Regions from separate parts of the Mus musculus genome. Here regions 1, 3, 4 and 5 are each linked to region 2. A link is a loop called in an ENCODE intact Hi-C map of the cell type or tissue named here. Cell type or tissue: heart. All regions are shown on one strand. Each heading gives the region's core, and the rest is flanking DNA. Links, peaks and the distances in the headings are about the cores only.

Region 1 (6,318 bases), core at 645-5,644, 120 kb after region 2:
TGATCTAATATCTAATAGCTACAATAAAAGAGACAGCGCCAATAAAAGGGCTCAGAAGTAAGGGCACATGCTACCAAGCCTGACACCTGACTTCAATCCCCAGGACCCACACAGTGAATAAAGACAGTGGAAGTGGTTCAGGCAGTGGCACACACACACACATGCACACACCCAGACTCATACACACACACACACACACACACACACACACACACACACACACACACACACGGTTTTAAAGCACAAAAGAAACAGACGAAGTTAACTTAAATTATCTTTCCCTTGTCTTTGATTACTTAGTTAATCATTCACAAATCAAGGAGGGCACGGTGGCTTGTACCCAGAGCCCCAGCACTTGGATGTTAGAGGCAGGGGCATGAAGAGTTCAAGGCTATCTTTGGCTGCATAAAGAAATTGAAGCCATCCTGGGCTACATGAGCTCTACCACATATTTTATCATTGACATATCACGCTGCTATCAGTTCAACACGTCATCTACATTTTAAGTGATTAAGACTTTTTTTTTTCACTCTGTTTGTCATACTAAGTCTTTAAGATCCGGGCTACATTTTGTCCTGGGAGCACATCTCAGTGAGGACCCAAGAGTCACCAGTGTGTGAGGCTGGAGAGACGGAAGAGGTAATTGTGGCAGCATGAGAAGGAAAAGAAGCTGCTTATCCTGGAGCCTGGTGGAGGCCTCTCTGCCGGCCGAGAAGCAAGAGCGTCACCGCACTAACATTTGCTGTGAAAGTTCCACTATGCAGATAATATTGTTTTCTGTGTCAAACCAGCAATGGCCCAGGCTTCAGGCCTAAATGCGCGTGATCTCGGGAAGGGGCGTACTTTCTCTCCTGCACATCTTTCAGGACTCTCACGAACAGTGCTATGAAATTTGTTTACACCGAAGCTATCCTAGCTTCCCGTATCCCTGACATCTAGAATTTACCTTATCGGTTGTAATTCTGCCAGGTGCCTCTTGGGAGCCACCCTTAGCGACTCTTTAGAGATAACTTCCATTGTCACCAAAGTCCTGTATGTGGCCATTGTAAAGATGGTGACATGAGACTCATCTTTGGAAAGCTCATGCCCCTGCCGTCAGGTAGGCCTCACTTCGTGCTAGAACACCTTTCTTTCTCTTCACCTCTATTTTAAAATATATATTTTTAAAAAGTTTTAAACAAACTCCACCTCTATTTTATACTGGCCTACCCTGAAATTCTTTTTAGTGACAAAACCAAAGACCCAGTTTTCCCAGAGTCGGGGTCCCTGAACCACTAAGGGAGCTCTTCAGGCTGCTTTAAGGAACAACATGGAGCCATTTCTCCGTCTTCATCTCCGGTTACCATGTGGACTGCATCCAGCAAGTCCAGCATCTGCTATCATAACAGGACCAATGAGCTGAAGATGGAGAGTCGCTCCCCTCCGGAGTGACAAGGATGAACATTAGCAATGAAAAGTTTAAATTGCGGGGGCGGGGGGTGGGTCCTCGAGGGCAGACCAGTAGGTAAAGTATTTGCCATGCGGGTGTGAGAACCAGGACCCATGTCAAGCTGAATGTGGTAGTGTTTGTTTGCAATCCCCTGTGCTCCTCTGAATAGGCTGGTAGAGACAGGAAAAACCCTGGGAGCTAGTATGCCATCTAGTCTGGCATACTCATTAGCAAAAAGAAAACAAACAAACCTAACCTCCCAAACCAGAGAGAGGTCACTTCAAGCTAAGTCGAAAGTGAAGACCAATTCCCGAGGTTATCTTCTGGCATCCACGTGTGTACCCTGGCACATGTGCACACACGCATGCACACACAAAGACATTCGTTTCTGTAAAACGAAAAGGAAAGAAGGAGGGGGAACAGGAAAGGTTTCCTTTCTAAAGTCTCACTGTAGTTTTATAACAACCAGGCTAACAAGACTCAAAGCCAACACTGACACTATTAACATTACAGAAAAAGGCTGGGTGGCAGTGGCACACACCTTTAGTGCCAGCGCTCCGGAGTCAGAACAGGCCTTTAATCCCAGAGCATGGGAGGCAGAAGCAAGTGGATCTCTGTGAGTCTGAGGCCAGCCTGGTCTACAGAGCAAGCTTCAGGACAGCCAGAGCTGTTACACCAAGAAATTCTATCTTGGAGGGGGCGGGGACAACAAAAAAAGAAACCCATCAAATTGGACACAGATGAGAGGGAGGGGACACTTATAGAATAAAAGACACAAAGAAACTCCCAACAAATAAAATGTACAGACTCTGGGGGGTTTTTTGTTTGTTCTGTTGTTGTTGTTTTGGTTTTTCGAGACAGGGTTTCTCTGTGTATCCTGGAACTCACTCTGTAGACCCGGCTGGCCTCGAACTCAGAAATCCACCTACCTCTGCCTCCCAAGTGCTGGGATTAAAGGTGTGTGCCACCACTGCCCGGCTGGATTATAATCTGAACAAACCAAGAATTGATAGTTTATAAAAACAATCAGAGATATTGTTAGTTTTATATGTGCTGGCTTTTTTTTTTAAGAACTCAGTGTTTTAGAGATACGTATTTATAGATGAAATTATAGGCTGTCTGGGATTTGCTTTAAACTAATTGGTTGGGGGAGGCGGAATAAATAAAACAAGATTGGCCATATGTTGATAATAATTGAGGCTGGGAGATGGGAACTTGGAGGATCGTTATATAATTCTATTTTTGTGAATAGCTAAACATTACCATAATAGGGTTTTAAAGTGGGGAGGCATGGTTGGAAAGAAAAAGAAAAGAAAGGAAAGATTTTTGTTTTGTTTTTCGTTTTTCTTACTTAGCCACGGCTCTCAGAGAAAAGACTCCCTAGCCAACATGGGACAGTTTAAACACAGGAGAGAAAGCTGGCTAAAGGGGTATTTGCAATGGTGCAAAATGCTGGTCTCTTTATTTGCTCCAGTAAGGAATGCCTTAGACTCTCCAGACTAATCAGCAATTTTGACATCTGCGATTCCTAAACCAGTACTCCGGTCTAATTTTACCGCTAAGGTCCAGTGGGATCAGCAGGCCTCTTGCGCAGCGCCACCCTCTTGGGCAAGGTGCTCGCTCAGTCTCCACATCCCCCAACCATACCCGTACATCCCATGCCTCACCCGCTCTGTGCATTTAGTGAGGCGAGCACTAAAGGGGCGAAACCAGAACAAGGTGAGGCCGAGGGTGTCTGTGATGCCTTCTGGGAAATGTAGTTCTTCCTCCACGCGGGAGCCGACACTTATCTGATAAGCAAGACTACATGTCCTACAATGCGCCGCGCTCACGGCAGCCCCATGGTGTGTTGCTGCCTCCCGGTGGCAGCTAGTTGTTAGGACCGTTAGGACCACGTTTGAAAATTCAGAAGACAGCAGTAGGGGCGGGGACAATGTTGGGAATGCAGAGTCCTCCAGGAACCTCTGGGAAGCCAGTACAGAGATGAGGCTGCGAGACCTGAGCCAAGAAAGGGTTGTAGTAATGAAATTGGAGGAGAGCCCGGTATGAGGATTAAATGAAACCAGGACAGCAACTGTTGGCTGTATGGTTGGTTATTACAGAATAAGCACTTTTCATGTGGCAAAGAACTGCTTCAGAGCTTTACACGTATTAGCTAATTTAATCCTCTCAACGGTCATTCGAGCTATTATCAAACCCTTTTACAGGAGTGAAATTGAGGTCTAGAGAAGAGGCCAGAGACATTCAGCTCGTCTGTGACAGAGCTGGGATTTGAACCCAGGCTGTCAGGCTTCAAAGTCTGTGTCCTTTTGACTACGAATATCTTACTGTCCTTTTGAGCTATTTAAAAATAAAATTATGGTGTGTGTGTGTGTGCACGCGCGCAGGATCCCCCTGTATCTGTCTCCCTAGCCCTGGAATTACCTGTGTAGTAGAATCCGAACTCAGCTCCACATGCATGCATAGCAAGTTCTTTACTCACTGAGCCATCTCCCCAGACCATTTTTAAATTATCTTGAGGTTGTCATTGGCACGAATTGACTCAAAATGGCCATTAGCTTATGAATCTCTGAGTTGGGGATTATCAATGCTCTTCCTTTCCAAATGTAGGACTTAGCCCCATCCCAAGGACAAAGTTTACAACCAACCTACATTTATAATTAGCACATGAATCCACACAGGTTCTATCCATACAAATCAGATGTCTGATTAGCGTTGGATCAGCGGTGGTTTGTGTTGGGAGCTGGAGTCATTATGATTCCATAAGCACACAGATCTGTACACAGACGCTCCTTTGCCTAGAAGCTGATTCTCTTTTGGTCTAGGTGGATTCATCCCATACAGCTTTTATCACGTCCCTGAAGCCCATCACTGTTATCATCAACAGGAAGGCCTTTCCTGATGGAATGCTTATGAGGAGTGTGGTACCTGTTTACCATCATCCCTCAGCGTTACCCTAAAGACTAGTAATGGCTAATCGCCATCATCAACTTGACTGCATTTGGAAGCCCCTGGGAGATTGGTGAAACACACTTCAGAGTGTGTCCATAAAAGCATCTTCAGAGAGAAGTGGCGGGTATTCAAGTTATCCCAAATTGAGAGCATCATTCCACAGGCTAGGAGGCCATAAAAAAGAACCAAGGTCCCAGCATTCCCCTGTTCCAGGTCACCTTCCACAAGCGCTATTCTGATCTGTCCTCTCTGTCATGGTGAACTGGACCCGCTGAAACCAAGACTCAAAATAAGTCATTCCCCCTCAAGTCCTTTCTGTACAGCGTTTTGTCACAGTGCTGGGAAACCTGCAACTAACATACCTACAAGTCAAGGCTGGCTCACTTTGTCCTCCAAGGGATCAAGTTTGAGGTCATGTACTCCAAAGGCAGATGGATAGTGAGGGTGGAACTGGAAACTTCTCCCTGGAGCAGGACTTGATTTAGCAGATGAAGGGAGATTCCCCAGCCCACTGGGGTCTGGGGATGTTTAGTGGTACCTCATGCTCTGCTTATAGACCGTGGCTGGGGTGGGGGGGGCGGGGGGGGGAGCTGGGAACAGTCTCAACTCCTTTTGTATCTCAGATAACTGTGTGACCAGTTCTCTGCAGTAAAATGTGGGCAGGAGGACAGTAGATCCCCTCTGGACAACTTGAAGAAACCAGCAACTCTCCATCCTACCCCCTCCCACCTGCCAGGTGAAACCAATCATCCTGAGCCCCAGGATATAGTAGGGTCACAATATGAATGAGTGTGGTGTGTGAGTCACCAAATGGAGGACACCAGAACACTTGTAAGAAACAAAATACGAGGGCTCAAGAGATGACTCGGGGGTCAAGAGCACTAGCTGCTCTTCCAGAGCTCCTGAGTTCAATTCCCAACACCCACATGGTGGCTCACAACCATCTGTAATGGTATCCAATGCCCTCTTCTAGTGTGTCTGAAGACAGCTACAGCGTACTCATATAAATAAAATAAATAAACCTAAAAAAATAAAAGAAACAAATTATGGCACTGGTGAGATTGGTGCAGCAGGTAGCATTTGTTGAGCAAGACTGATGGCCCAAGTTCAAACCCCAGTCCCTAATAATGGTAGACAGGGCAGCTAGATTTAACTCAGTGATAGAAGGATTGCCTGCTTGGGCTGAGCCCTGGGTTCCATCTCCAATACCACCAAAAGAAAAATGAAAATTTTCTAGGCATGGCAGTGCACATTTTTAATCCCAGTACTCAGGCAGCTGTATATCTATCTCTATGAGTTGCAGGCCAGCCTGGGCTACACTCTGAGTTCCGGGGCAGCCAGAGCTACATAATAAGACCCTGAATCAAAAGAAAAAAGCAGCTGGGATGAGAGAACCAATTCCAGAAAGTTGTTCTCTGACCTCTACGCAGGCACCAAACCATGTGTGCCCCTCCCCCCCCACTCCCCACGTGTTCACATACACAATAGTAAGTAAAGTTTAGGAAATAATAAAAGAAACACGATGTTGTATAAAGTCAGTGGAATCCAGGAAGCTGTGTTACAGCAGCTAGCATTGCGCTAATACACTGACTTTTCCCATGTGGGCCTCTGGTATCCATAAATCTTGAGTCACTGTGCTAAATGAGCCTCAGATCTCCATTGTGATATTCTGTGACGCTCCCTGCCCTCGGGGACCGGGGACCGTTAGCTGCTGTTGGTCCAGGAAGCAAAGGGAACAGAGACAAAGGGGGACGGTTGGATGGGGGTCGGGGGTTGGAAGCCCCATCAGTGCATGCGATGAATGATCATACCAGGACCAGCTTTGGGGAGTCAGATCAACTTTACTTGGGGTGATTCAAGACTTTGGGGGACTGGGAGTAGGAACATCCAGGATGGGCAAAGGTCACTGGCTGAGGGCTTGGGGTACTGAAATGTCT
Region 2 (6,318 bases), core at 411-5,410:
CTCCCAACTCTCCTCCCAACTCCTCCCAACTCCTCCCAACTCTCCTCCCAACTCCTCCCAACTTCTCCCAACTCCTCCCTCCTCCCAACTTCTCCCAACTCCTCCCTCCTCCTCCCAACTCCTTCCAACTTCTCCCAACTCCTCCCAACTCCTCCCAACTCTCCTTCCAACTCCTCCCAACTCCTCCCAACTCTCCTCCCAACTCCTCCCAACTCTCCTCCCAACTCCTCCCAACTTCTCCCAACTCTCCTTCCAACTCCTCCCAACTCCTCCCAACTCTCCTTCCAACTCCTCCCAATTCTTCAGCTAGCTGTTAAAAGCCCCCTACTGTCACCGCTCGGGGTCGAACTCCCCTGCCCTGTATGACAGAGGGACTTGGTCCTCAGCTAGCTGATAATAAAACCTCTTGCGGTTTGCATCAGGTGTGGTTTTCTCTCGGGTCACTGGGTGCTGGCCAGCTCATCCCGGGACTTGAGAGGAGGCCCAGCTTCGGGGGTCTGACAGTTTGGAATTCTGGAACTTTTCAGTGGGTATATAAATGCCAGGGCTCCAAGAGGCAGGGTTAGTGGTTGTTGGTCCCTTGGGGGAGGATTGGTTGTAGTTTGTTAGTCAAGCTCAAAGAAGAAACAGAAGGAAAGAAATTAAGTTCAGGACTCTCTCCCCCCTCTATCCTTCTTGCCCTATCCCTAGTGTTAGGGCATGAAACCAGAGCAGGAGGCCGGGGGAGAAGGATACATGTAGGAAAAAGAAGAACCCACAAAAATAGCAAAGACCAGCTATACCAGAAACAATAGTACATGCCTATATCTCTAGTGGGGTGGAGGCAGGAAGATCAAGAGTTCAAAGGCATTCTTGGCTATACAGAGAGTTCAAGACCAGCCTGGGATGCATGTCTTAAAAACAAACCCACCAACATGTGTGAGTGTGTGTGTGTGTGTGTGTGTGTGTGTGTGTGTGTTATGTTATAGATGTTCTGCCTGCATGCTTGTATGCACACTACAGGTGTGCCTGGCACCTATGGAGGTCAGGAGAGACGGCTGCATTTTCTGGAACTGGAGTTGTAGATTGCTATGAATCACCATGCGGGTGCTGAAAACCAAACCTTGGTCCTCTGCAAGAGGGCTCTTGACTGCTGAGCCATCTCTCCAGCCAGTGCTTTTGAGGCAAGTCTCACTCTACAGCCCAGGCTTCAGCTTCCCACGTGCTGAGATTACAGGCATGCACGACCATGCTCAGCAACTGACCAACAGGTCTTATTCGTGTCCTGCCCTCTGTGGAGAAAGCGCTGTTGGTCTGATCCCTTCTCTGGATAGCTCTTCACCCCCACACTTCCCTTAGAACTCCAAGAGTCCCATGTTTATCCAGGCCAACCATATCCTCAGTGAGGAGCACCTGCATTCCTTACCCGACCCGAGTCCATGGCTTCTGCCAGCCTCTCAGGGCTCAGCTCCGAGGAGCCTCTGGGTCTTTGGATCCAAGCCGACAGCTCTTTCTGAAATGGGTTGGTGGCTGGCATGGTGAGGGTGTCCTGGTGGGCAGCCACCCCCACATCGCCACCCCCATCTCACTTGTCACTTACACAAAGCCGAGTGCTGGCTAGCGCGGTCACCTTCAGCTGCATGAGGCTGTTCCTGGCTGGGCCGTGGGCGTCCACGAGGGCTCGGGATAAGTCCACACAGCGCAGCATGGCGCTAAGGTTCTCCTCATACCAGACCTCACTGCCCGGCCAGTGGAGGTCAGCTTCCAGAGCCCCCTTCCTGCCCACTCCATCCTCCCTTCTACCCTTCCTCTCTCTACTCACCTGGTCTTGGCAGTGGAGTCTGGTTCCTCCTCGGTGGGTACTGCCAACAGGGGCTGGAGTCCCAGGGCCTGCAGCTGCCCGACACAGTTCCTCACTTCCTCTGCTGTCTCCCCGGCCACAAACTGCCCGTAGATGGATGCTCGAAGAAGTGCGCCTGAGAGCCGGGATCCCAGGAGTCGCTGAGACCAGGCCTGAAACTGGGTGACAGGGAACACATGCTCAGAGCCAGGTCTGGGAGACTTCCAGGCCAGACCTTGTGCCTACTGCTCACCGCTAGTCCATGAGTGACCAAAGGGGGCCAGGCGCATAGGCGAAGCACTAGCAAAGCCCGTGCCAGTTCTGCGGTTCCCTTGACATGGAAGGCCCCACCATCAAAGCGCAGGGGCTGCCAGCCACCTGTAGAGGGCTTGGAGGGGCCATACAGCGGCAGACGCGTCCAGATCATTGCAAGTGCCTGGTTACCACCACACTAGGGGAAGGGGCCAGGCAGATAGCAGCTGTACCAAATGCCCCTTGCCCAGCTGGGGGGCAGTTACTGATTAACTGGGCAAATCTTTAGGATAGCAGTCTCTTGGGGTGGTGGTGGAGGGTTAATAATTAATGGTTAGGGACAGAGGTCAGAATAACAGGACATGTACGCCCCCAGTGACAGCCCCCAATAACCTTTCAGCCTGACAGTACGACAGATCTCAGCTGTCCAGCTTGCATTGCTGAATAAGCAGTTGGGCCCGAGAGCAGGGAACTCCAGGTTCAAGGCAGCCGGGATTTGCAATCTTAGCTAAGTAACATCCTCTCTCTTGTTGCGATGATTTTTATCCTTCAGGGAGGAGCACTGCACAGTTCTTGTGTACACTTAAACTGCACACAGACCACAGCCCTGCTGTCCATCCTAAACATGTAGTTTGCAGAACTTGAACATGGGCATCAGGAAAAAAACAACCCAAATGTCCACCAAACGGGACTGGGTGAGGCATTGAGGTGGGTGCAGAGGGACCCAGGCAATGGGTACTCTTCAGCAATGAAAAAGTGAGCTGTCATGTGACACCAAGTCTTTTATTTATTTTTTTAAACAAATAAAAGATTGTTTGTTTTTATTTTATATGTATGCGTGTTTTGCATAACAAACGGCTGAGTACCACATGCCTGCAGTGCCCACAATGGCCAGAAGAGGGCATTAGATCCTCTGGAACTAGAGCCGTAGAGGGTTGTGAGCTGCCAAGTGGTTGCTGGAACCCTAATTTCAGTGTTTTGCAAGAGCAGCCAGTACTTTTAACTGTGGAGCCATCGCTCCAGCCCTGGATTGTTTGTTTTAATTTTTTCTTTGATCTGCCAAGTCTGCAAGGTGTGCACTGTAAAGCCATTTCCAATGACATGCCCCCCTTAGAGGTTTTTTTTTTTTGGTTTTTTTTTTTTTGGTTTTTCGAGACAGGGTTTCTCTGTATAGCCCTAGCTGTCCTGGAACTCACTTTGTAGACCAGGCTGGCCTCGAACTCAGAAATCCACCTGCCTCCGCCTCCCGAGTGCTGGGATTAAAGGCATGCGCCAACACGCCCGGCAGAGTATTTTTTAAAAGATTTAATTTTCATTATTTTAATTACCTGTGTGTGTCTGTCTGTCTGTTTGTCTGTCTGTCAATCTGTGTACATAAATGGAGGTACCCACTGAGAGGCCTCAGATCCACCAGGAGCTGGAGTTACAGACAATCTTGAGTCAACCAGCATGGTTGCTAGGAACTGAACGTGGGTCCTCTGGAAGAGCAACCAGGGCTCAAGTCTATGGAATCTTCTTTCCATCTCCACTACAGTATTAAAACAAACAAACACGCAAACAAACAGAGTCTCATACCCAGGCTGGCTTTGAACTCCCAGCAATTCTCCTGTCTCACCACAACCTCCAAGTGCTGGCTTTACAGGCATACAACACCATGCTCAAGATGTGGTATTTATATATGCTCATCTCCCCAGAGGATGATGCAGCTTGGAGACTCTTCAAATTCCACTGGGTGGGACTCCTGTGGGGTCACAGAGGCATTAACACAAGGACACGGAGCTAGCAGTGTGGGAGCATAAAAATAAACCATGAGACGGTGTGGTTCCTTGCACCCGCAACCTCGGCACGGACGAGGCTGAAGCAGGGGACCTCAAACAAAGCAAAACAAGACAACAAAAACCATCCAACACCCCCCCCCCCCGCCACACACACACACACACAAATGAGAAGAGCTGGAGAGACCAACTCAGCAGTTAAGAGTATGGGCTACTCTTCCAGGTCCCATCCAGTCCAGATCTAACACCCTTGGATGCACGCACAAACATGCTAGAAAAACATACATAGAGGAAATAGATGTATCATGAGACGCTAAGTTGGCTCAGTGGGCAACGGTGACTGTTGACAAGCTCGGTGACCTGAGTTCGACCCTTGGGACACATAAGGTGGACAATGAGAACTGACTCCCACAAGTTGTCCTCTGACCAATGCATGCACTCTGTGGCATGTGCATGCTGGCTCACATTCACACAAAACAAACAAACAAATGTAATAATTTAAAGAACAGTTAAGATGAAACAGAATGGGTGGAAGAAGAGGCTCGATCGAGCGCTTTGTGTCTGTCAGCGCAAAACACACAAAACACAGCCAGCGGCTCAGGGCCCGTAGCAGCTCAGGGCCCGCAGCGACTCAGGACCCCCAGCGGCTCAGGACCCCCAGCGGCTCAGGGCCCCCAGCGGCTCAGGGCCCCTAGCAGCTCAGGGCCCCCAGCGGCTCAGGGCCCGCAGCGGGAGGTTTTGGATTGTTAAACTTTGAGAAGGAGCCCTACCGAGTAGCCTAAGCTGTCCTGTGACTTACAGTCCAGGTCGGTCTGAATCATGCTCCTTCTGTCTCAGTCTCCCAAAGGCTGGGAGTGTACCGACGCTAGTCTCGTCAAAAATTCCTGAACAAAGTTTTGTGGGCAGGTCAGGGAAGATTTTTACTAATAGCTCAAAAGTAGTTACAGTGGGAGGATCCAGAGCCCCCTCCTGGCTGCTGACTGGATTACAAGAGGACCTTTATGGGGAGGGGGCAATCACTGGGGATGAAGGAAATACTGGTCACCTCGGGTTGTTCACTGTTCTGTACAGTGGTCTAATCCGCTGTTTTCCAAAGCAAGACCATGTCACCATCTGCAAAAGCAGGGGAGGCTTTGAGTGATGAAAGCACTGGATGGCTAAGTGACAGCTTAAGTGACTGTAAGAATTGCTTAGAGGCTGGGAACTTGGCTCTGCGGAGAGCTCTTGCTAAGCATGCGCATGGCCCAGGACTCTGTCTCCAGTGCCGCCCACAAACAAAAAACAACCCCTAACTCAGAATACAGCTTGGCATGCTGAAGTAACTCGTCGATGCCATCTGTTATTGTTGCAAAACGGCCTTCATAATTGGATGGCACATAAATCCCGGAAGATGTCCTTCTTGTTTCTTCTGCCACATTGCCAGCCTAGGTTCCCTCCACCTACAGCCTTGAACTTGATTTTGCACATCAGTTTCAAGAAGGTCCCTCCCGCCAATGTACTCCTGAAATCCTCTCCCTCAATGCGGGCATGGACAATGAATCTTTAATCTTGGAGTCCAGGCACTGTTTACCTATTGAAGACCCTCCCACCTGCCCCCGACCAGACCTAACAGGAACCTCCAGAACTGCATCTTATCAATGCTAGATCAGGTCTTTTCAAAGGCGCTAGTACCGCCCCCTTGTGGAGATTTAAGGAAACTGCACCAACGTCTGCGCTTGCTCTCCCTTCTTCACCAGATAATCTCACCCATGCAAACCCCATTTGTTCTATTTAGCTAAAGTTGGATACCCCACCCCTAAAATGTTATTGTAGCCGGGCAGTAGTGGCGCATGCCTTCAATCCCAGCACTCAGGAGGCAGAGACAGGTGGGTCTCTGAGTTCCAGGCCAGGCAGTTCTTTATGTTCCGGGACAGCCACAGCTACACAGTCCGTCTCGAAACAAAACAACAACAAAATGTTATTGTAACACCCAGACATGGAGTCACATGCCTGTAATTCAATACTAGGGAGACTGCGACAGGAAAATTGAGAGTTTCAGCTCAGCCTGGCCCACATAGTGAGGCCGTCTCAAAACAGCAGGGGCAGCAGGGAGGGGGCCGGGCAAGGGATGCGGCTCAGTGGTGGAACTTTACCGAGCATGCGCAAGCCTCCGGACTCACTTAGCGGCACACACAAAAATTATAGTGGTAAAAATACACATAAATAAAAACTTATAACTTAGCCACTTAAAAAACCCTTTCATTATATTATTTTAAATTATGTGTCTGGGGGTGGATATGTGCTCATACATGCAGATGCCCCAGGAGACCAGAAAAGGGAGTCAGATCCCGTGATCTGGAGTTGTAAGTGGCCCTGAGCCTCCCAAAGTGGGTACTGGAATCGAACCCAGGTCCTCTACAAGAGCAGTACTCACACTTAACTGCTGACCTTTAACCTTTAACCATTGTTTTCTTTGTTACTTTTAAATTATTA
Region 3 (6,318 bases), core at 673-5,672, 58 kb before region 2:
GAGCCTAAAGAGGCTTCCTGGGTTCGGTCCTGTGCAGCTGGGACCCCTACTTGGCAGCAGGTGGTGACGGAAGTTGGGCCTGGGCCGACGCTGGTGTGGCCTGGATGGACAGGACACCCTCAGGAGACAGTGCTGAGGTCACAGCAGCAGGGTCCACACCAGGAGGCAGGCGGTATCGGCGGTGGAACTCTCGAGCAATGAATCCGTGTTCATCCTGAGGGTGGGGTACAGGGAGAGATGGGCTTGAGACTCCTACCCTCCTGCCTACCCCGCTCCCCAGTCTGGCATGCAGACCTACCGGGCGCTCCTCGTGCCGAGCATGGACCTCCACATGGTCGTCAACCACCTTGACAGAGATTTCCTCTGGCAAGAAGTGCTTCACATCCAGCAGCACGGAAAAATACCCAGAGTCCGTGGACACCTGCACACATGGCGGGTAGGGGTGGGGCGTCGATCGGATAGGGGTCTTGGCTTCTGGGACCCAGCACTCTCTATGATACATAGGTTACAGTGCTGCTGCCGAGGACTTGTGTAGACTGTCCCCTCTAAGTCACCAGAACCTCAGCCTCATAATAACTGGCCCCCCTCCCCTTCAAATACTGGGTCCACCTCTTTGTGGTAACCAAGTTAGATATCTACCCTATAACCCCCCACCCCATGTCCTTGACTCCACAGTCACCATTTCTGCTACGAGACCCCACCATGCTAGCAACCAAGATGCCACTTCCCCATCGCCAGAGTTCTTACTTAGGTCATGGGACCTCCTGTGCCCTTTACGGGTACTTTCCCCTCGTTTAGAGTGCCCAAGACCCCCTTCATCAAATCACAGGATCCCTCTTGAAGATGCAGCATCACCATATGCAACCCTAGGAACATTACAGCCCGTCGGGACTCACTTGTCCTTTCCCCCAGATTCCCGGCTCACTTGCCCCACCCTTCACCCCCTCAGAAGATCAGTAACGGGGGGGGGGGGGGGGAGGGGCTCAGAATACCGCACTCAAGGGACACCCAATGGCCCCACTGAGGGGTGACATTCTCCTCTAAGTTAAAAATCAACAGACATTCCCGCACCCCCGGCCCGGGGTTAGACCCCCCTCCTGGCCCCCAGTCTTGTTAGTAGTTGGATTGGCCCTCTCCCTAGGCCTGGCACCTGGGCTGTGGGTAACGCCACACTGGGGGCGCGCAGATAGTAGGGGGCGATCGCAGCAGGGCACAGTGAAGCCAGCTCTGCCTCAAGCAGCCCTTCGCCGAAACGCTGGTCAAAGAGGCGTCCCGGAGCAGAGAAACCTGGTAAAGGAGCTGAAGCACGGCGCAGCCAAGAAGGCTGCACAGGCACGGGGATCTCCATCCTGTTCCTACGCTGCCACCCTGGGCCCCGCAGTGCCCAAACGCACGCTGGCTCCGATTTATACTGTGCCCTGTGCCGCCCCTGCGGCGGGCCTCTCAGGGACACTGGGATTGAGGCCAAACTCAGGCATTAGTATTCCTTATTTAGAAACTTCAATAATTACTTGGCCAGTTATTAAACGCCTGCTGGATGCCCGGAAAAGGACACCAGGGAAATGTCATTAAGCCTTTTTCCATTTCTGTAAGGGGAAGCTAAAAGTCTAGGAGGCAGACCCTTATAGGTGTGGCAATCATTGTGGCAGTTGGGACCCTGGGTCCCGATTAGTCCCCCAAAGAGTTCTCAGTCCTCTTAATCCATCTCCGCCAGGCTGGCAGCTCTGAGGATGACGCATCAGTCTTAGTAACAGACTCCTGGAGAATGCTGCACCCATGCCAGGCAGTCAGGAGGACACAGAACAGACCCTACCCCAGAGTAGGTCGGGCCTAATTCTGTGCCTCTGACTCAGCCTGGGGTGCTCAGCGGCCAGGGGGCATGAGCATGAACACTCCAGGTTGGCCCCCGGGGGCTGCGCGCCGGGGCCCGAAATAGCTCGTTTTGATCCCACTACCTGGGCCAGGAGCCCGGGCCTGGCAAGGAGTACGGCCAGCTGCTCAAGAGGAAAGTGGTTAAGGTGACCATCAGGACGGGATAGCAGTCAAAGTAAAGACAGACGTCTCGGGTTAGCCCTGCAATAGTAGCTAGGCTGGAGTCAGGCCTTCGCTCCAACAGGTATCCTGGCGGTTAGAAATAAGGACTGAGTAAAAGGCAGGACTCTTAGCGCTCTTCAAGCGTCAGCCCGGCCTTTGATCCTTACTATTGGTCTGAAGTCTTGCCAATTACTGCTGCACGCTCCAATCAAACACACGCTCTCCCAGTTCGTCAAGAGAGAACGCCCCTCGGCCGCTTTCCAGTTACTTTTATTTTCTAGTCTATCATTGGTCGCTTTGGAGGCCGCGCTCCTACTCTGCACAGCCAGAAAGGGGCGGGGCTGACGGCGTTGCTTAGCGAGGAGAGTAGGCGCAGGGTTGTTCCGCGAAGAAGCTCCGCTGGCGCTAAGGCTGCGGTAAATGCCGACAAACTGACTGCAGGTGAGGTTGGTCCTCTTTCAGAGACCACAGGAGGCCTGGGAAGGCAACACGGGTTTACGTGAGCCTGAAGTCTCCCGCCCAATCTCAGGAGAACTACAACTCCCAAGATACCACACAGTTTGGGCCCTCCAACATCTCTGAGTGTCTCATGTCTTTTGTTCCCGCAGGGTGGGCCGAAGAAGAGTCGAAAAGAAATTTGAAAATTTAGTTCGTTAGTTTCCAAATTGCCCCAGACATCTAGGGGTGTTGTCTATGAACTTTTTCACTTAGGAGGAGCCCAGTGATTCATGGGGATTGTAGTCTCTACTGCCCCTTTCTCTTTGGGAGTCATGCCACCACCTCCCCCTTCCCTTAACAGGTTTAACCGGAAACATATTGTGTACGGTTTCGTCGTGGCTCTTTGTTAATGTTTTGTTTTTGCCTATTGTTTTCATTCTTTTTTTCATTTGTATGCTTTTAAAAAAAAGATTTATTATTTATTTTAGGTATATGAGTGCTCTCTCTGCATATACTCCCGTGTGCCAGAAGAGGGCATCAGACCACATTACAGATGATTGTGAGCTACCATGTGGTTGCTGGGAATTGAACTCAGGACCTCTGGTAGAGCAGCCAGTGCTCTTAACCACCGAGCCATCTGTCCAGCCCATATGGGTGCTTTTTAAAATGATTTGTATTGTTGTTGTTGTTTAAGACAGGGTTTCCCTGCACAGCCCTGTCTTGGAACTCACTTTGTAGACCAGGCTGGCCTTAAACTCCTGCCTCTTCCTCCTGGGTTCTGGGATTAAAGGCATCCACCACCATTCTTGGCTACATTACTTGGGTTTTTTTTTTTTTTCCTCGTGGAATTAATTGGAGCTTCATGAAATGGGCTTCTTGGAACATGTTTAAAGAGGTAGAAATTAGTTACCTTGATTTGACTGTAACATATTGTATACACGTATTGAAATATCATACTGTGCCGCATAAACTTGTACAATTAGTGTCAGTTAAAAACAAAACAGAACTATGCAACAGACCAGGTTTTTCCTGAATGGGGCTGGAAAAAGGGCTCATTGGTTGGGAGCAGGGGCTGGTCTTCCAGAGGTCCCAGGTTCAGTTCTCAGCATCACATGGCTACTCACATTCATTCCAGGGTCTTCAAGGGCATTGCACATACATAAATGTGCACAGGCACATGCAGGCATAATACTACCCATGCATACAAAATAAAAATAAATAAATCTTTTTTTAATTGCCTGAATAGTGTGAAGAAGTTGCAGTGTCTAGCCTGTTTCCTGATAGTCTGATTCTGTTAGCCTGGAGTGGGAACCCACTCTCACTCATCCTCTGGGGGTGTGCATGGGTACCAACCCACTCTCACACATCCTCTGCAGGACCAGGCACATCCTCTCCCACTGAGGCCAGGCAAGGCAGTCCAGTTAGAGGAACAGGATCCACAGGCAGGCAACAGGTAAAATGTTATTCTTGTTTTGAGACAAGAGTTCTCTATGCAGCCTTTGCGTATGAGTGCACTTGTTTCTGTGTGTGTGTGAGTGTGAGAGAGAGTGTGTGTGTGTGTGTGTGTGTGTGTGTGTGTGCACCCTGTGGAAATCAGACAGGCTCAGGCGTCTGTTCTCATCTTTCACCATGTTGAGCCAGGGTCTTCTCTTTGATGTTCACCTCTGAGGCTCGCTGACTTGAAAAGTTTTAGGGGACTCTCCCGTATCCACCTCCCACCTCTGTATAGAAGTACTCGGATTGCAGATTGTGCTACCACATCTGGCTTTCCATGGATTCTATGGATTTGAACTCAGGTCCCCATGTTCGGGGAGCAAGCATCGTATTCACTGAGCCATCTCCTCAGCCTTTGCTTTGGAACTTTGGATCCTTCTGCCAGAGCCTCTTGAGTGCTGGGACGACAGATGAACATTACACATTTGGCATTAGTCTGTAATTTTTAAAGTCCTAGCACTCAAGAAGTTGAGGCAGGAGGATCACCTCAAGTGCAAGGCTAATCATGGCTACAGAGTAAGACCCTATCTCAAAAATAAAGCTCCTACTAGGCTACCAGAGTTGAGAACTACCAACTACTAGTTTCTAGGTTCTTCTATGTCTCTATCATGGGACTTAGAGCTCATGGGAATTATGGGAGTTGTGATGATTCATGGGGATTGTAGTCCATTTCTGTGGGAAGCCGTTGCAGAGTGGCAGTTGCAGAGTGGTAGTTGGCTACTGCTGGCCACCACACATACACAGGCAGTGAAGGTTCTTTTGCCCAGATGAGAGACAAGTTAACCAATCAGATGTGAGACACGCCTCTCCTAGGCCTATATAAGCAGCACCAGTTCTGGGCTCGGGGTCTTTTCGCCTCTACAGTCAAGCTCTCCCAATAAACGTGTGCAGAAGGATCCTGTTGCAGCGTCGTTCTTCCTGGCCAGTCGAGCATGCGCAAGACATTTCTTCCAGTAATCTATAGGAATTGTCAGCTTCTGTCCTCCTCTTACTATGCTCTGCTTCTTTCATAGCCTGTTAGTTTTCACCTCCCAAGACAACCCCTTTGGAAATGTTCCCCAAGGTGGACAACCCTTTGGGCCATCAAGAAACCAGAACTGGAGCCACAAGGTGAGGACACTTTTTTTGTTTGTTTGTTTTGTTTGTTTGTTTTTTCGAGACAGGGTTTCTCTGTGTAGCCCTGGCGTGAGGACACTTTTTAGGTAAAGTTCTGTGCCTCAGACTGGTAGCTGTCAGTGACCACTAGAGGGAAGGAAGGCATGCAGTGAGAGATTAAGAGAAACCCCTTACCCCAGTGCTGGTGGTCTACGCATTTCTAGCTCTCTAGCACCTGGATCCCTGACCACAGCCCCACTTAGGTAGTTAACTGAACCTCCCGATGGTAACAGTGTGGGATGTTTCCTCTTTCTGACACCCTCTATGTGTGTTCATTCCCCTATGAGGTCACCTTTCTGATCTGATCTTTACTTCTTATGTTTTCTCCCTATTTAAATCCCGGGTCCATCCAGGTCTCAAAGGCCACAAGCTCCCAAGGCCACAGCAGCCAGTTCCGATGAGCTGTCTGAGGAGTCCTGGCCATCTAGTTCATGGACCCCTTCCCCAGCCAGTACCACTGAGGGACAAAGTACCTCTCCACCCTGCAACTTAATTGACAACGAGGACTCAATAGTAGCCAAGTGAGTACCAGAATTCCTGGGGGGCGGGGGAAGAGAGGAAGAAGGCATCCCATAATAACTATCAGAGACAGAGCTGTTTATGCAGTACTTTTTTAGGACCAGGCATTTCATCTGTAGTATTGAGGGCTGTAGAGCCTGGGTTCAAATCCTGCTTGTTAACTTACTCCCTATATTGCTTTGGTCTCAGTTTCCTTCAACTGGGAATATTAATCACACACAAACATTGGAGTTGTTTTGAAATCTCAGTTCCTCCATACAGTGAACTATAAGAGCACCTGTTGCCAGGTGGTGGTGGTGGTGCATGTCTTTAATCCTAGCACTTAGGAGGCTGAGGCAGGAGGATGTCTGAGTTTGAGGACAGCCTGATTTACAGAGTGAGTTCCAGGACAGCCAGGACCACACAAAGAAACCCTGTCTCAAAAAACCAACCAATCAATCAAACAAACAAACTAAGACCAAAACCCACTCATTTTAGAGTAAGTACTTGAATTTGAAAGATAGAGAAATAAAAGATTCTGTAACAAAGGTCCTAAGATAATTATGGCCTAACCAAGATAACATTTATTTCTGTTTCACTGTTACAAAAGAAACCAGAGCTGACCCAGCAGCCCCAGTGTAAGGTGTTAGGATCCTAGGTTCTGTCTGTCTTATTGTTGTCCTATGTCTAGGCTGTTGT
Region 4 (6,318 bases), core at 760-5,759, 120 kb before region 2:
CACCACAAGTTTGAAATCACCTTGGACCACACAGTAAGTCCAGGCCAACTTAGGTTATATCATGAGACCTTGTGTCAAAAACCCAAGACAACAACCAAAGCTTGTCCACAGAGAAATTTTCCTTTTCTCCTTCTTTCCTCATCTCTGATTTTTTTTTTAAGATTTATTTATCTTATGTATGTGAGTACACTGTTGCTCTCTTCAGACACAGCAGAAGAGGGCATAGGACCCCATTACAGATGGTTGTGAGCCACCATGTGGTTGCTGGGAATTGAACACAGGATCTCTGGAAGAGCAGCCAGTGCTCCAGCCCCTCATCTCTGATTTTCAGGACAGATCCACCACCTCTGCTCTGCCTGCCAGGGGCTAGGATTAAAGGTGTGTACCATCAAGCCTGGCATTACAGAGGACAGTTTGTAATTCCTTTGTCCCCATGACAACCTGGTTTTTTTTTTTGTTTTGGTTTTGTTTTGTTTTGTTTTTCAAGTCAGGGTTTCTCTGTGTAGCCCTGGCTGTCCTGGAACTCACTCTATAGACCAGACTGGCATCAAACTCAGAAATCCACCTGCCTCTGCCTCCCAAGTGCTGGGATTAAAGGCATGCGACACCACTGTCCAGCTGTTTGTTTGTTTTTCGAGACAGGGTTTCTCAGTGTAACTGTCCCTGGCTGTCCTGGACTTGCTTTGTAGAACAGGCTCTCACAGAGACCATCTGCCTCTGCCTCTGGAATGCTGGAACTAAAGGTGTGCCCCACCCTACCTGGCTTGTTTTTGTTATTTTTGAGAGAAGGTCTCTCATGTAGTCTAATCTAACCTCCAACTCCCTATATTGTTAAGAATATCCTTGAATTTTAGATCCTCCTGCCTCTACGTCCCAAGTGCTGGGCTCACAGGTGTGCACCAGCTGGCCCAGTTCATACAAGACTGGGAATTGAGCATGGGGCTTTCTGCATGCTAGAGAAGCAGTCTGTACCAACTGCGAGACATCCCTCAGTCTTCCTGATAGTTCTTTAAGCAAACACAATTGAATAGGAAGAGATAAGCCCATTTTCTTGTTCCCGTGTAGCTCACCCTGCTGTATGCCCTTCAGTAGCTCACACTGCCTATAGGCTGCTCCAGACAAGACCACAGAATACCGATTCCAGGCATCTGGCAGTCACACAGGGGTTCTGCCACGTGGCTCCACCCCGCTTATCACAGTGCTGCTGAGAATAGCCCTCTTAGCTGGCCCTGGCCTTGCCTGAGACAGTGCACCTGTAGGCTGAACTGACCTTCCAAAGAATTGCTGAAAGTGTTATGTGGTTCCTCCCACCCATAAAATGCTGAGAACAGCGCCGCCAAGCATGGCAGGCCAGCGCAGCAGTTGCCCTGTGCCCACCCTGCTTTCCAAGCTTCCTGTTGTTGAAGCAACCAGCCCCAGGGATGTGGGGGGCTGAGGTTCTACCTGTACCTCTTCTTCCTTCTTGGCTTTTCCCCGCCCACCCCATCCCTGTTCATAAAAATGTGAGTCGGCCTCCCTTCCAAGCCCCACTTTACCCCAAGGGCATGGGAGGTTGTGGACCAGGAAAGGCTGAATTCTGGAGACTCGCACAATCCAACTGCTGGGCTAACCTTTCCCTGCCCAGCTGTCAGGCCTGGCCCTGTTTGCGGAGACAGTGTGGGTAACAGCTGACCAGTACCGCGTGTACCCACTGATGGGCGTCTCAGGCAAGGATGATGTCTTCGCTGGCGCCTGGATTGCCATCTTCTGCGGCTTCTCCTTCTTCGTCGTGGCCAGCTTTGGTGTAGGAGCTGCGCTCTGTCGTCGTCGGTACATGATCCTCACGGTGAGATCCCAGGACGGGGATGGTGGCACTTGTCATCAGTCATGGGTGACAGCGGGGCCACGAATGTGACTCATTCATGGCCCCTCACTTAAAGACCCCGCAAACACCACTTCATTCACCATGCCCTGGTACCATGGCTTAGCTTCAGCTGTCACCCCCATTGTATAGAGGAGCCTGGGTGCGAGGAGAAGAGGGATGTTCAGCACAGCTGCTAGGAGACTCCTAAAAGCAATATATATACATATATGTATATACATACAAATATGCACATATACACATACATATATGCATACATATACATATGTATATGTGTATGTACATGTGTGTAGATATGTAAATGTGTATGTATGTATGTATGTATGTAGTATGTATTTGAACTCAATTATTTGGTCTCCAAGGTCTGCGGTCCTGAGTTGTAGCAGCATTAACAACAAAAACTGTAATGACACAGCTATTGTTTACCAAGCATGCAACCCAAGCCAGGAGCTCAACAGTTTACACAGATTTGTTCATTTATGTTACATGGCCTCTCATGAAATGCCACCACTGCCGCAGCCTCTACACTATTTGACAGACACTTGGAACTGAGGTTCAGAGAGGTGCCTACACTTATCCGGGACCACACAGCCCAGTTATGCTTGAACCCGTCTGCTTTTGACTCTATGCCTCCTCATGGTTAAGCTTTACTGTATTGTTTTTATTGGTGTGTGACTTGTGTGTGTGTGTGTGTGTGTGTGTGTGTGCGCGCGCGCGCGCACTTGCTCGGTGTCCATGGGAATCAGTGGAGGGAGTTGGATCCCCTGAAGCTGGAGTTGCAGGTGGCTGTGAGTGGCCTGATTGGGGGGCGGGGGTGGGGCGCAGGTGCTGAACTCAGCTTCTCTGAAAAAGCAGCACCGGGCTTTCACTAAGCCATCTCTTCTGCCACGCCCCCTTTGTCTTCTCCCCTTGAAGCCCCAGCTGCCTCAGCGCCTCACCTGTTGGGATTATAAATGTGCGCCACCACAACGCACAAGCCCATCATCCTCTTTTTGTTTTGTTTTGAGGCAGAGCCTCACCGTGCTTCAGTTGGCCTTCAGCTTGCAACTGAACTGCCAGGCTCGGGAAGCCCCCACATTTGATCTCTGACACAGTCAATGAGCCTTCCATTTGCCCAGAAGCCACATGAAATTGGGTTTTTAAGCCCATTGCCAGGCAGAGAAATAAACCCGAAGCCCAAAGGAGGCCACTGCCTCTGCCAGGCTTTGGAGAGCGCGAGGGGTCCCATGCTTTCAGCTCAGTGCTTACTCTGCTGTGGTGGGACCCTTGGCTCCCAGAATTATCACAACAAATGTTTACTGAGCAAGGAACACTGAGCGCAACTTAAAACAAAACAAAACAAAACAAAAAACAACTGGGGTAGTGAAGGGAGCCTGGGGAAATGGACGAAAACCCACAGCCAGCAGATGCCAAGAAAAGCAGGTTGGGGGCAGGGAGTCCGCGGGGGCTTGAGAAATGTCTCTGGTGGACATAGCAGCATGAGCAAAGGTCCTGTGGCCAGAAGGGGGCAGCAGTGTCTGGCAGTCAGCAAACAGCACAGGGTGGGGACCAGGAGGGGAGCAGGTTAAGGAGACAACGAGGACTTTATTATGTATAAGATAGAGCTATTAACGGAAGGGCTTCCTCACCACTCCCTTCCTCCTCCTTTTATCTCATGCTACTCTCAAATCCGCCAGCTTCCACCTCAAGTGCTGAGATTCAAGCTGTGCCCCACCACGCCCAGCTGCCCTCTAGGTTCTGTCATTTCTCCCTCACCCCCAATCATAGACTCCTGTCATAGTAATTTAATCAAAGCCTGAAAGTCAATCTAACTACCTTTTTGTTTGTTTGTTTGTCATTTCTTTTGAGATAGGGTCACTCTATGTAGCTCCAGCTGTCCTGGAGCTTGCTCTATAGACCAGGCTGACCTCTAACTCCGAGATCTTCTACCCTTGCCTCCTGAGTGCTGGGATTAAAGGTGTGAACCACTACTGACCAGCCAAGTGTCGAGTTTTCAATCTCCCACCTCACACACTAGTTTCAAAAATCACTCTCTCTTTCTGTTTGTTTGTTTGTTTGTTTGTTTAGCATGCTTTCATACACTGCTGGGAACTGAACCCAGACTCTTGTACATGCTGGGGAACGCTCTCCCTCGGAACTAAGGTTCTAACGGGCTAGATGTAATGGTACAGCTCAGTGCTTATCTCTTGGTGGTATGGGAGGGATACAAATTTCTGTAAATTTAAAACCAGATTGGTCTACATGTAGTGATTTCCAGGCTACCAGAGAGGTCTACATAGTCTCAACAAGAAAAAAAAGTTTTATTTGGGCCCAAGGCACCTATGCATGGCAGCCTGCCTTTGCACCAAGGGCCACCTTTGCTCTCTCTACAGTACCTGCTGCTGATGCTCATCGTCTACATCTTCGAGTGTGCCTCCTGCATCACATCCTACACCCACCGCGACTATGTGAGTGGGGAAGGGGGCAGCAGGGGCAGAATGATGCCGGGAGTGGTCACGGTGGTGGTGAGGGCATCCCTAGAGTTGCATAGCATACGCCCAGTAGGCTCCCATCCCTAACCAAGCTGCCTTCTGCCCTTCTGTCCTTCCTCCTCAGATGGTGTCCAACCCATCCCTGATAACCAAGCAAATGTTGACCTACTACAGTGCAGACACTGACCAGGGCCAGGAGCTAACCCGACTCTGGGACCGGATCATGATTGAGGTAGGTTGGGCCCTGTGTACTCACCTGACAGAATGACTATTTCCACTCTGGGGACTGAGGTAGGGTAGCAGTGCCTTTGGTCACTACAGTTTCGTAGACCACAGACCCAGAAAAGGAGTTTCCCTTTCAGGGCTGTCTGCAGTGAAGTAATGAAGGTGTTTCTCCTCCATTATGACAGTCATAAAAACTTTACTGCCAACCCAGGCTACCCTTCAGCCTACTATTCTTCTCTTTTCGCCCTCCCTCCCCAAACAAAGCTGTTTGTGTTGCTAGGGATGGAATCCAGGATCTCATAACTTCTAGGCAGGGGCTCTCCTGCTGAACTCTTCATTACCCTACTTCCCACTGCTCTGTCTCTGTCTGTCTGTTTGTCTGTCTGTCTCTGTATCTCTCTCTCTCTCTCTCTCTCTCTCTCTCTCTCTTAATGTTTGAGATAGGGTTACCATGAGTTATTTGGGCTACCCTTCAATTCACTATGTAGCCCAGGCAGTCCTTGAACTTGTGACTCTGACTCTCTGTCTCAGCCTGTTGAGTAGCTAGGATTACATGGGGAGCTCCTTTATTACATTGTAAAATATCTATTTATTGAGGGTTGGGGAGATGGCTCAGTGGTTAGGTGTTTGTTCTACAAGTGAGAAGATCAGAGTTCAGGTCTCCAGAAACCCAGATAAATGAGGGCTGGGGATGTAATTTCAACCTTAGAAGGTGGCGGCGAGACACACACACACACACACACACATACACACACACAAAGTCCTTGGGTTTTTTGTTGTGTTTTGTTTTGTTTTTTTGGGTTTTTGTTTTGTTTTGTTTTATTTTGTTTTGTTTTGTTTTTTTGAGACAGGGTTTCTCTGTGTAGCCCTGGCTGTCCTGGAACTCACTCTGTAGACCAGGCTGGCCTTGATCTCAGAAATCCTCCTACCTCTGCCTCCCAAGTGCTAGGATTAAAGTTGGATGCCACTCAGCGTGGCGAAGCTACAGTCTTAATTGCATCCAACATAATACTGTGCAAGAGGAGGAGGAGGAGGAGGAATCTCAGCTCAGTTCAGCCCAAGTCTGCAGAGGCCCAGCAACTGAACTATGTTTAAAGGTACCCACACTTGTCTTCCTCAGCTAAAAGCTAAAGCTAAGGCCTTCTACTAAAATGCTCATTTGAGCTAGGCATTGTGGTACACTGCTGAAATCCAAGCACTTGGGAGACTGAGGCAGGCAGCCACCAGCTTGAAAACAGCCTGGGTTACACAGTGAAACCCTGTCTCAAAAACTACAACAAACCACTCAGTGGGTTGAGAAATGCCATAAATCTGCCTTTTATAAAATTTGATTTAAAAATGTTATGTGCATGAGTGTCTGTGTGTATATGCATACTTGTGTGGGGATTCCCACAGAGGTCAGAAGAGGCCATCCAATCCTCTGGAACAGAGTTATAGGTAGTTGTGAGCCATCCAACATGGGTCCTGGGAAGTGAATTTGGATCCTCTTGATGAGCAGCAGGTGCTCTTAGCTGTTTGCCCTCCCTCCCCCGAAATCAAATTTGCCGGCATGGTTATCAGCAATGGTTTGTGCCAAATCTATTAGCTTACTGGTGCACAACCTCACCTCTAGCCCTGCCTAAACCCTGGCTGTTTCTCCAGCAAGAGTGTTGTGGCACATCTGGCCCCATGGACTGGGTGAATTACACATCAGCCTTCCGGGCAGCCACCCCGGAAGTGGTGTTCCCGTGGCCCCCACTGTGCTGTCGTCGGACAGGCAAC
Region 5 (6,318 bases), core at 506-5,505, 52 kb after region 2:
AAGAGGCCCCTCCTAAAGGGCCAGCGCAAACCTATTTTGAGAAATTAGGGGCCGCGGGGCGGCGGTGGAGACTGAAAAAAAAAAAACCCAACAACACCCCCCCACACCCCCCATGGACTAATCAAGGTCGCCTGAAGAGTGGCATGGTTTAGGAATCTATGGATCCGTTTAGAAAAAGTGGGAGTGTAAGTGGGCGTGGCCGAAAGAGAGGCAAGGCTTAGATCAAGAGACCTTTTAAACCAACAAGATTCAGTAAGTGATGGAGCCCAATGAGAGTGGCTGCCTGCCTAAGAGACGTGCAATGAAAAGGCGGGGCTAATACAAAGAAGAGTTACTTAGTAGCTAAACAGAGAAAGGCAGGAAGTGAAAGAGCAAGAAACCTGATTGCCGAGCAGGGTTGCCTTCAAACGTGGGCTCAGAGAAGTTGAGTTTGGCATGTCAAAGCCTGAGGACCTTTATCAAGGCCTCGTGAGAATGGTGAACTTAAGGGAGACCACTAGGGTATGACCAGTGGACCCGAAGCTTAGCATCTGAGGCTTACAAATTAACCTGTTAGTTCTATAGACAAGAGACGAAGGCCCAGGGATGTCCTTAGGAACCAAGACACGTAAAAAGGAACTGCTCAAGCTGAGATTAGTGACATGGGCCCATAATCCCAGTTATTGGAAAGGCTGAGGTAGAAGGATCACAAATTAAAGGCCCTCGTAAGCTACAGAATGAGTTCAAGACCAGTTTAGGAAATGTAAGGAGACCTGGTCTCAAAATAAAAAGTAAAAAGAGGGCTGGACATGTAGGAGTTTGGTGGTAGAGCATGGCTTTGGCATGTACAAGGCTCTGGGTTCAATCCCCAGTACTGCTGCCAAATGAGAGATGCAGAGGGTGGGGGTCAGCCAGTAGGTTGATCCCCCCCCCACCTCCTCCCACACACATTGTGTCCTACAGATGTACCCCGAGCTGCACATAGCACGCGTGGAGCAGGCTGCACAGGCCATCCCGATGGAGCGCTGGTGTGGGGGTACCCGGAGTGGCAGATGCGCCCACCCCCACCATGAGGTTGTGCCCTTCCATTGCCTGCGTGAGTCACCCGCTGGGGGGTGGGGTGGGAACTGAGGTGAAGTGGGAGTCTACCAGAGATGACTTTGGTCTACATTTGAAGTCTGGGTGATGGGCTGAGAAAGCTATGAATGCCTGGCCTCTGAGGTGGGCAGGCCTGGGTGATGATTCTGGTGATGATTCTGGTGTCTCCCATTCCCCAGCTGGCGAATTCGTGAGTGAAGCCCTGCTAGTGCCCGAAGGCTGTCGGTTCTTGCACCAGGAGCGTATGGACCAGTGTGAGAGTTCAACCAGGAGGCATCAGGAGGCTCAGGAGGTCAGGGCCTTGTCCTGCCTGTTTCCTAACCCTAGGACCTGGGAATCTAGGCCCTTCCTTCCAGAACCCAAGCGTTCAAACTGGGATGTAGGCAATCCATTCCTCAGCCACTCCTAGAGCCCAGCTTCCAGGCTTTTCTGCCCACACTCTCCAACCAGGTCCTCCTGGCCTCCTCTTCCTGCAGGCCTGCAGCTCTCAGGGCCTCATCCTGCATGGCTCTGGCATGCTTTTGCCCTGTGGCTCTGATCGGTTCCGAGGTGTGGAGTATGTATGCTGTCCACCTCCTGCAACTCCCAACCCATCTGGGATGGCAGCTGGGTGAGTGACAGAGACTCTTTCTGTACCCACCCCCCTTACCCCCAAGGCTCTAGAGGCCGGGCATGGAAGCCTGGGAGCCTCTCTGGAGATCTTACTGGCTGAGTCTTCTGCTCCTTCAGTGACCCCTCTACCCGGTCCTGGCCCCTGGGGGGCAGAGCAGAGGGAGGTGAGGATGAAGAGGAGGTGGAATCTTTCCCTCAGCCAGTAGACGATTACTTCGTAGAGCCCCCTCAGGCTGAAGAAGAAGAGGAAGAGGAGGAAGAAAGGGCCCCACCTCCCAGCTCCCACACCCCTGTCATGGTTAGCAGAGGTGAGGCAGCCTCCTCTGCCCCCTCCCTCTTCAGCATTTGTGGTTTGGGTATTTGGGGGGGTATTGGGGTGCCTTTAGGAGTGACCTAGTGGGAAGGGGCACAGCTGGGGGGAATGGAAGAGATAGCTGTGGCTTTGGATATGGTAGATTAGTCTGTGAAGAATGGAGGGGGAGATGCCTCAAAAAGGGATGCCCGGAAGAGGGGTCATTTGACAGACGTTGCTTTGAAGATGACATGATGGATTCCATAGCTTTGCAAACACTGGTTAGGCCTGGGACCATGATGCCAGGCAACAACCGCGGCTAAACTGGATGCATGCTGGTATCTAGTGCATCCTGGGCAATGCACTTCTCAGGGAGGGAAAGTGACCTGCCTGCCTGACCCCTTGTCTTGCAGTCACTCCCACCCCAAGGCCTACTGATGGTGTGGATGTTTACTTTGGCATGCCTGGGGAAATCGGCGAGCATGAGGGTTTCCTGAGGGCCAAGATGGACCTGGAGGAGCGTAGGATGCGCCAGATTAATGAGGTGATGAGACCAGGAAACCAGCATTCCCGCAGGATTCCATAAACACAGGGAAATTCTTTATTGACGCTCCCTCTAAGGATAACCAAGCATCCTTCGACCTGAGCCCACACTCAGGCAATGGATTACTGATCTGCCTTGCAGACCACTGAAATGCCACCGGATTCCATAGGCACTCTGGTCTATGGCACAATCCACTTTAAATTCCATTGGAGCTGGTTGGGTGTAATATCAGATGCCTTAATCTGGATGCTTGAGAGGCTAAGGCAAGAGGATTGGAAGGCTAAGGCCAGCCTCAAATATATAATGACTTTGAGACCAGCCTGGCTACATGAGAACCTGTCTCTAAAGAAATAAAACAATAAATAAACCCTCTGGTTATTCCCTCTTGGGAACCCGAAGTTCAGCGGTATTAGGTCATCTTCGACCTCTTAGACCTTGGAGATGAGTAGGGGGACTCCCTGTATGGAGCAAGATAGATCATGGGATCCTGAAGTGTCCCCATCCACCCCTAGGTGATGCGTGAATGGGCCATGGCTGACAGCCAATCTAAGAACCTGCCAAAGGCGGACAGGCAGGCCCTGAATGAGGTAGGACTCCTTCCTCCTCCCTCCTCCCTCCTCCCTCCTCCCTCCTCCCTGACTCTCCCTCATGCCCCGCCCACTACTGGGGGCCACTCCGTCCATTTCGGTTCCTTTCAACTCACCTGTTCCCTCCCAGTCCCACCCTTACATTTGGCACTGCCTCTACTCAGAATGGAGCCCAGGGCTTGGTGCATGCTGCTGAGCCAGCACTGCCCCCTGGAGGCTGGCTTTGGAATCCTCTCTCAAACAGGGAGTCATGGCCAGTCCTTTCTCTGAAGTTTTTCCATCAAAGCTAGCCCCACTCCCACCCCCGCTGTAGTTGGTTCTGTCCTTCTGGTCCCTCTCTAACAAACCCAGCTTCCTAACTCTTGGCCCCACTTACCTGTGGTTGGTTGCCTTTTTGAGACCCTACCTATGTAGAATCCTCTTGATCAGCCTCCAGTCCTGAGTCTCACTCCATTACCGTTGTGGAGGCTCAGCCTGTCTTTTGGGTTGGAGCAGCCCAAGCCTGCCTTCTCTTTAACTGACCATTTCTGCTTTTAGATTGCTCCCACCTAAGTAGAGCCTACACCCTCAGGCTAGGGCCCCGCCCCCAACTCTACCTGACCCTGCAGCCCATCCCTTCCATTGAGCCTCCCATCCCAGATTGCCGCTGTCCGGAGGAAGACCCACTGAAGCCCACCCTCTTTGTTCTAGATTCACATCTATTCAGGTTTTCACCCACCTGCTCTCTTTCCTACTTCTGCACCTCTCCCTAGCACTTCCAGTCCATTCTGCAGACCCTGGAAGAACAAGTGTCTGGTGAACGGCAACGCCTGGTGGAGACCCACGCCACCAGAGTCATCGCTCTGATCAACGACCAGCGCCGAGCAGCCCTGGAAGGTTTCCTGGCAGCCTTACAGGGCGATCCGCCTCAGGTATGGGAAGGTAGGGGTGGGGCAAACACCAGTTGAGAAGGATGAGGATCAGCCTGGGACAGCCTTGGTCCCTTCCACAGGCTGAGCGAGTTCTGATGGCCCTGAGGCGCTACCTGCGCGCCGAGCAGAAAGAGCAGAGGCACACTCTGAGGCACTACCAGCACGTGGCCGCAGTGGATCCTGAGAAGGCCCAGCAGATGCGCTTTCAGGTACCACATGCTTCCGGTCCCCGGATGCTAACCCAGCCTCCTCTCTTCCGCCCACCCGCTCCCCCTCTAAGAAATGTTCCGTGTATGAGTGTTTTGCTTGTGTATCTGTTTACCACATGCATGCCTGGTCTGTGAAGAGGCCAGAAGAGGGTGTTGAGTCTCCTAGAAGTGGAGTCACAGACTTGTAAGCCATGTGGATGCTGGGAACTAAACCTGGGTCCTCTGGAAGAGCAGCAAGTGCTCTTAATGGCTAAGCCATCTCTCCAGGCCCCAGGTTCTTTTCTTGACCCTCATTTTCAGTTTAGAACCCTTCACTATGCCTGGAACATCCCCTTTGTGTCCCTAAACCCTTTCCAGTCCCTCCATTCTTATCCCTCAAATCCCAACTTCTTTTTTTAAGATTTATTTATTTATTTACTGTATATGAGTACACTGTCACTCTCTTCAGACACACCAGAAAAGGGCATCAGATCCCATTACAGATGGTTGTGAGCCACCATGTGGGGTTATTGGGAATAGAACTCAGCACTTCTGGGAGAGCAGTCAGTGTTCTTAACTGCTGAGCCATCTCTCCAACCCCAAATCCCAGCTTCTTGATGCTGGAAAACTGCCCCTAAAGCATGCACAAGCACCCACACACGCGCACTCACACGTGCGCGTGAGCACACACCTATCATACTGTTCTTTTGACTCCCTTCTTGCCCTCAGGATTCCCACTTCCTGTCCCTTGGAATCCTATTTCCTGTCTCTTGGATTCCTGTTTCCTAGCCCTTGGATTTTACGTCCTTTCCCCAGAAACCTTTCCCTTGCTCCTGGAGTTTGTCCCTCAGCATTCCTCCCTAGCCCTGTTTTCCCTAGAACCTCTGCTGCATGCACTAAGATTCCATCTACTTCTGGTTTCTTGGACATTCTCATTTGTTCCTCAGATGCTCTCCTCTGTGCTCCTGAATAGCAAGCCTTGCCCAGGAATCAGACTCCTTTGTGAATCCTCTGGACCGAGTCCTGCCTCCCCCACAGCCCCACATGTGTTCCTCCAGCCCTGCTTTCTCCCTCTGACCCATGAGTTTACTTTCTCCATTGGTACCATCTCTCTCTCTCTCTCTCTCTCTCTCTCTCTCTCTCTCTCTCCCTCTCTCCTTTGTTTTTGCTTTTGGAGAGAGGGTCTCACTACTCACTATATAGTAATCCTGTTTGCCCCTGGAGCTTGCTATGTAGACCAGACTGTCCTTGAACTTACAGAGATCTACCTCTGCTTCCCAAACACTGCTATTAAAGGCACGCACCATCACACCCAGCTCTCTCTCTCTCTCTCTCTCTCTCTCTTTCCATATATATATATATATATATATATATATATATATATATATATTCTTTTTTCCTTTTTCTTTGTATCCTACCATCATCTTGCCTCCAGTACTGTTTTCCTCTGTCCAAGCCTTGAACCCCTCGTCTTGTACACATCTCCTCTTCCTTTTCTCTGCATCCCATTTCTCCTGCCTTAGCTTCCTTCCCCTGTGGCTGGGTGTCTGACCCTTATGCCCTACTTCCTGTTCGTGCTCCATGTTCCATTTCCACAGCGCCCGTTGAGTTCCCCTTTCATCCCGTTCTTCTCCAGCCCATGCTGCCTGCTTCATCCCTCATGCTCACTCCCCCACAGGTCCAGACCCACCTTCAGGTGATCGAAGAGCGAATGAATCAGAGCCTGGGGCTGCTCGACCAGAACCCTCACCTGGCTCAGGAGCTGCGGCCACAGATCCGTAAGTGCCTGTTACTTTTGTCCTGAACTTCAGAGCTCCAAGGGCAGACTTTGACGCCCAACCCTCAACCCATCCTTCACTTAAATCACCCTAGAACTTGGTAGTTCAAATTAAGAGTCAATTCTTTTTCAATTAATTTGAATCATTTTCCTCTGTCTGGTCTGGATTGGTTTTCTTTGGTGGTATGGCTAGTAGTCAATTAATTGTACAGATTAATTTAAGCAGTGGTTTGTTTTTGTTGTTTGTTTCTTTGTTTCTTTGTTTAGAGATAGGGTCTTACTTTGCAGCACTGACTAGTCTGAAACTCACTATGTTAGATCAGGCTAGCC

Evidence for each region. A loop is a pair of places that touch in the nucleus more often than their neighbours do. Peaks named below come from ENCODE experiments on the same cell type or tissue, not always from the same donor. Only the 100,000 strongest peaks of a DNase experiment are listed, where the experiment ranks them.
Region 1: it touches region 2 in a loop (7-fold over the local background); 9 of 42 quality-filtered maps call a loop at or near these places.
Region 3: it touches region 2 in a loop (5-fold over the local background); 10 of 42 quality-filtered maps call a loop at or near these places.
Region 4: a loop joins it to region 2, with 3 times the contacts of the local background. A loop is called at or near these places in 8 of 42 quality-filtered maps.
Region 5: it touches region 2 in a loop (4-fold over the local background); 16 of 42 quality-filtered maps call a loop at or near these places.

What each region holds. Positions count from the first base shown.
Region 1 is chr7:30,370,625-30,376,942 of GRCm38, reverse strand. No RefSeq gene overlaps it. Among named protein-coding and RNA genes, the nearest start is that of Lrfn3, 11 kb to the right of the region's middle. In heart, for the core only: a CTCF peak has its summit at 3,285 (motif pointing left); a DNase peak (open chromatin) is centred at 3,212; H3K4me3 peaks cover 733 bases; H3K27ac peaks cover 526 bases.
Region 2 is chr7:30,489,612-30,495,929 of GRCm38, reverse strand. Prodh2 (proline dehydrogenase (oxidase) 2) reads right to left here and starts at 2,272. Exons shown (of 10, transcript NM_019546.5): 1 at 2,073-2,272; 2 at 1,802-1,998; 3 at 1,580-1,718; 4 at 1,406-1,492. The coding sequence starts at 2,246. In heart, for the core only: CTCF peaks have their summits at 2,962 (motif pointing right) and 5,336; no DNase peak of the experiment used is centred there; H3K27me3 peaks cover 2,723 bases.
Region 3 is chr7:30,548,365-30,554,682 of GRCm38, reverse strand. It overlaps Proser3 (proline and serine rich 3), which reads left to right and starts at 2,378. Exons shown (of 12, transcript NM_001382459.1): 1 at 2,378-2,475; 2 at 3,849-3,925; 3 at 4,980-5,076; 4 at 5,475-5,642. The coding sequence starts at 5,018. Hspb6 (heat shock protein, alpha-crystallin-related, B6) reads right to left here and starts at 1,382. Exons shown (of 3, transcript NM_001012401.3): 1 at 1,151-1,382; 2 at 299-421; 3 at 1-214. The coding sequence starts at 1,348. The coding sequence ends at 47. Gm38670 (predicted gene, 38670) reads right to left here and starts at 1,855; the gene lies at 1,779-1,855. In heart, for the core only: CTCF peaks have their summits at 1,503, 2,131 and 2,985 (motif pointing right); DNase peaks (open chromatin) are centred at 1,292, 2,212 and 3,862; H3K4me3 peaks cover 2,659 bases; H3K27ac peaks cover 2,526 bases.
Region 4 is chr7:30,605,121-30,611,438 of GRCm38, reverse strand. Upk1a (uroplakin 1A) reads left to right here. Exons shown (of 8, transcript NM_026815.2): 3 at 1,625-1,825; 4 at 4,234-4,308; 5 at 4,457-4,564; 6 at 6,199-6,318. Among named protein-coding and RNA genes, the nearest start is that of Upk1a, 4.5 kb to the left of the region's middle. In heart, for the core only: a CTCF peak has its summit at 3,369 (motif pointing right); a DNase peak (open chromatin) is centred at 1,198.
Region 5 is chr7:30,437,849-30,444,166 of GRCm38, reverse strand. Aplp1 (amyloid beta (A4) precursor-like protein 1) reads left to right here. Exons shown (of 17, transcript NM_007467.3): 3 at 943-1,075; 4 at 1,257-1,369; 5 at 1,554-1,687; 6 at 1,807-1,997; 7 at 2,395-2,525; 8 at 3,038-3,112; 9 at 3,865-4,023; 10 at 4,104-4,232; 11 at 5,890-5,989. Among named protein-coding and RNA genes, the nearest start is that of Aplp1, 4.6 kb to the left of the region's middle. In heart, for the core only: a CTCF peak has its summit at 3,332 (motif pointing left); no DNase peak of the experiment used is centred there; H3K27me3 peaks cover 3,946 bases.